2 separate regions of the Homo sapiens genome follow, and region 2 is linked to region 1. A link is an interaction called in ENCODE POLR2A ChIA-PET data of the cell type or tissue named here. Cell type or tissue: MCF 10A. All regions are shown on one strand.

Region 1 (2,500 bases):
CCTCAGCCTTCCGAGTAACTGGGACTACAGGGGTTCACCACTACACCTGGCTAATTTTTTGTATTTTTAGTAGAGATAAGGTTTCACCATGTTGGTCAGGCTGGTCTTGAACTCCTGACATCAAGTAATCCATCCGCCTCAGCCTCCCAAAGTGCTGAGATTACAGGCATGAGCCACTGTGCCTGGCCCTGAGCTTAAAATAAAAGTTAAATTAAAAAAAAAATAATGTTGATGTTTTCATTTTTGCAATCAATAGCTTAGTTAGACTCAAATTGCAAACTGTCATTGCCTGTAGTAGGCAGTGGCATAGAACTCAATTCAGCTCTTTTAACCTGAGTTTTAAGCTGCTTTCAGATTGCCCCACACATACATGGTTCAGGAGTCAGCCAGAGACTTGGGCTGAGTTTAAACATAGAATCTGGGGTTGTCCTCTTCTGGCTGTCTTCTTTCTTGGGCATCTGCATCATTCTCTAGCACCTATGGTTTTTCCAGGCTCTTTCCCCCAGTTTCCTCCAGTCAGAAAGATGGCAAGAGTTTTTGCTGCCTGCCCTCCCCCAGTCCTTGTGCCAACACCACCACCATTGCAGCTGCCTCCAGGGAAAAACTGCAAAAACCAAATCACTTGCTCCAGGTGTTGACTCCTCTTCAAAATCTATTTTTGTTAAATCTCCAAAGCCTCAAATAGGTTTTCTTCCTAGAATTTATATCTGTTATTTGTAGCAGGATTGGTCTGTAAGGCACTCAGTCTTCTACATCATGGGTCAGCAGATTACAGCCCTTGGGTTAAATCCAGCCACCTGCTTGTTTTATTAATAAAGTTTTGTTGGAACTAAACCACACCTATTTTTCTGTGAGTGATTTCATGCTATAATGACAGAGTTGAGTAGTAGTTGTGACAAAGACCTTATACCTAGAAAGACTAAATAAAATACTATTTGGCCCTTTAGAGACAAATTTTGGTGAACTCTGCTCTGTATCAAGAGAACTCACCTAATATTTTGACCTCTGATCCAGTGATCTGATTCTCTTCCAGCTGCCCACAGGCACAATAACATCATGTTCTAGAACATCATCTGGAATTGCGTCACTGTAGAGCACTTCTGTCTCAGGAGAAGCATTATCTCTTCTTTTTATATGCTTATACCACTTACTTCATCTCCTATTGCATCATGAAATCTGAATCTCTCTTAGCATCCTCATTTCTTTTTCTCTACTGACTCATTCCATTCAACATACAGATAAACCCAGATTGAATATATATTTCTAAAAACTCTTACTTTGACATTTATATCCCCTCAAGCTACCTGTAGTTTTTCTGTTTTTCTGTGTAACTTCTCATTAGGGTTATCTACTCTTAATACTGACACTTCCTCACCACAAGTTCATACCAATCTTTACAATTCTGCATTTTCTTCCAATATGCATTTGAAATTTATTTATTTCAGCTGGTGACAGCTGAAACATCTATCCAAATTGCCTCTTCAGATTATCTTTCTTCATTTTTCTGTAAAATGCAAGATATTGACCATGGTCTGCTGGAAGCTTTCCTTCTGTGATTTCCATGTCATTTTTATCTTTTTATATTTTTTCTGTGTCTATCAAGCTCTTCCCATTGCTGGCTCCTCTTTTCCACCTATCTCTGAAATATGGCATTTCTCAAGATTTTTCTCTGGCCTTATCTTCTTTCCCTATTAGAAATTTTCATCTACTTTAGTTGTTCCAGATATTCTTTTTATGCTAATGACTCAAATCCAAAATATATACGAGCTTTAAAGTTATATACACTTTAAACTCTAGTTCTGCCTCTTACTAATTGTGACCTTAGGCAAATTGTGTGGCCAAGATCTTTAGGACTCAGTTTGGGTAAAATAATAATGCCTTATCTCATAAGCTTGCTTATCATATTGGCAACCAGGGCAGCCCTGGTTGCCCCCAGTGGTAAGCTGTTTACTAATATACCCCGTATTTACTTTTATCTAGTTCTACCCCAGTGGTAAGCTGTTTACTAATATACCAGTATTTTCTTTCTGTCTCACTTCCCTATTCCCTTACTTGTGCTCCTGAAATCGCTTTCCAAATAGATTATTTACACTCACATCAAAGTCAGCTTCTCGGAGTAGCCCATTCTAACACATGGACCCCAAACAGAACTTGGATCTTGAATTAAAGAACAGTCTTTTTGCAGACTTTCATATGGTTATTAACCACTTTTTTCAAGTTTTAGAATTTATGTTAAAGTTAGGGCATTTTATTATAGTAAGAGGAACATGTTACCAATTTATTAAAACCACACTACTACTGTTTGTTTTTTTTCACTGTTTTGTTTATAAATACTACTCTGCTGCCCAGAGTCCTGTGCCTGCCTGTCATGCTGTAAGCCTACACTGACAGTTTGAAAATCTTGGCTATGATTTAAAAATTTTTAGCTGATAATGATTTAAAGTATTTCCTTCTATTCTCAGAGAAAATGCATATTCTCCTGGCTTGAAGACCTTTAAGG
Region 2 (2,500 bases), 390 kb before region 1:
TGCCCTTGTTCAAATTATGTTGAGTACAAAGAGTGTTCTTTGCATCAGCAACTGTATCTCCTGGGACCAATATTGTAATTAATGAGATTTGAAACACATATTCAGAGCCAAATTTGAGATCCCAGACACAAAAATGAAGATCCATTGTTTTGTTTTCATTTTTTAAAAAGGGAAAAGATTGGAGATTTAAAGCTTCCTAGTGTAGAGAATCACAATGTATTTTTAGAGTTTTTTTTTTAACCCACATATGAGATTGATGAATTTGGGGAGCCTGGATTTGGCATAGGGGAACCCTGACCAGCAATGTCACCAGAATGGAACATTTGGAATTGAGGTTGATTTTTTAAAAAAACTTTACTCTTTCAGATATAGAACATCACAATAACTCAATCATTAGGTCTCCCTCATCTGTACCCCCATTTCGTTTGGACACGTGTGCACAATTTTCTCTTTCTGGAACCTACATCTAATTCTTGGAAGTCTTTATCACTTTAAAACAGGCAGTTCATTATGCCACCCTGCTCAAGCTCTAGATTGACTATACATTTCTTTGATCCTAACTTTTTTTTCTGTAGAACATTAAGGTTAATAATGTCTACATTCTTACAGTGCATGAGACCTCAGAAAAGATTTACCTGTTATATACAACAAAGAGACCACCTCTTTATGTTTAAATGGAAGCTAATCATGAATTTAATTATGTGCATCATACAGAACATTTAGCTTATTAACTTAAAACCACTTAGAAATAAAAATATTTAGAAAAATAAACTAAACATTAAAATAAATTTTCTTGTTTTAGAGTAATATTCCCCAAAAATAAAACTGTTCTATTATTTATTTGTTTCATAAAACTAATCAGTTTATACAAATAACTCAGTTGCATTCATACCACTTTTCATTTCAAATCGTTTAACAGATATTCATTCATTATTACTCAATACATCCCAGTTAATTAGATTTCCCTAACCAGCTTTTTAAACTGGGTGAACTGAGTTCTAGATATATTCGTTAGCATTAGCTGATCCAAAAAGAAAACAGAACTAGTTCCAGAAGAAGAACTCCATGTTCCTGGCTGGCAGTCCTTTTCCCAGACCACGAAGCCACACCTCTTTCTCTCAGAAGTGACTATTCCACCAAGGAATGTGAGCAAGCTCTGAGATGTTTGTCATTCAGATTACCTTGTGAAACTTCACTCCCAGGCAGAAGAGACCAGCATGCTCAGATTCACAAAATGCTCAAATGCCATGTACCAAAGTAATGAAATGAATAGTCATTGCAACTATGCTACTGTGCAATTTAGTCACTTACACCAGAATAATAAATGAAATTGGGCCTCAAATTAACATTTTTTGACACACTATTATTGGTTTAACATCAGCTAATCTGAGGCAATGACTGTTTCCATAACCTATTGCCCTGGATTTTTTAAATCCCAATTTACATATTCATAAACACTTACCAATATGTTAGGAGACATGGTGTGCAGATCTGCCAGTTCCAAAGAGTTCCAGCCCTAGAGGGTCTAGTCTTTTTTAGCACTACCAAGAATGTAAAGTTTAGTGACTTGGAATAAAATAAAATTATCCTTATACAAAGAATTATATATAAGCTGAAGATGAAAAATGAAAAACCAGGGCTACCATGTATGGCAATTTCATATACTGTATGTAGCATTTTGCAAAACAAATTCCAAGTGTTGTCATGTTCACTGGCTGGATTTTTGTCATTAAATGTTGAGAGTTATGTAATAGGAAGTGTGCCAAAGAGTGTTCTTTATTCAAAAGTATTACTATTTTTTTTAGTGCATTCCTAAATCTTCACAATGGTTTTTCACCTAGTAAGGTTATGCCAATATGATATCTTTGCACTCTTGGAGCTAACAAAAGCCCCAGTCTCAAGAGGGAGGCTATGCAGCATTCCAGGCAGTGTCATTTCCTTCTGTTAGAAATGGAAACAGAGAAAAAAAACACCTACTTCATTTGCTTTTCATAATTTTCAAACATAATCAGATCCTCTTAACCAAGTATGGCAGGAAAGGAAGACGACGACATATTATACTACTATTGCATTTTGTTTGCCTTTAGATAGTTTTAAAATAAGTGGTTAAAAATACATTATGCCAAGTGAAATCTGCTTAAGACAAGGGCTGAATATTGCCATTGCCAATCATAAGCTATAAGGTATAAACAATCTTACCATGGTCATATACGCTTGTCAAAGATATAGAGGACACTACAAATTTTGGGAGTTAGGGCTGGTTCCTCAACAAGTCTTTGAAACCAACTGGCCTATGCCCTATGTATTGCAGTACAGTAAGTACAGTAGTTTTTTAAGATTTATGTGTATTCTGTGGTGGCAATTGCCACCTGCCAGCACCATCATATACCATTAGGTGATACATGTACAGTCAGATTCCTCATCAGAAAAATAATTTTACAGTGTCATTGTCTTCGAATGCTTTTCAAATGCTTCATGTTCTTTTCTTTGCACCTAAATT

Evidence for each region. Peaks named below come from ENCODE experiments on the same cell type or tissue, not always from the same donor. Only the 100,000 strongest peaks of a DNase experiment are listed, where the experiment ranks them.
Region 2: POLR2A ChIA-PET joins it to region 1 with 15 read pairs; 1 of 35 experiments calls an interaction of 5 or more read pairs at or near these places.

What each region holds. Positions count from the first base shown.
Region 1 is chr5:82,147,282-82,149,781 of GRCh38, forward strand. The region is part of intron 3 of ATG10 (autophagy related 10); the gene reads left to right. Among named protein-coding and RNA genes, the nearest start is that of RPS23, 130 kb to the right of the region's middle. In MCF 10A, no CTCF peak of the experiment used is centred here; a DNase peak (open chromatin) is centred at 1,090.
Region 2 is chr5:81,754,371-81,756,870 of GRCh38, forward strand. No RefSeq gene overlaps it. Among named protein-coding and RNA genes, the nearest start is that of SSBP2, 4.5 kb to the left of the region's middle. RefSeq lists a cis regulatory region at 436-521. In MCF 10A, no CTCF peak of the experiment used is centred here; a DNase peak (open chromatin) is centred at 1,141.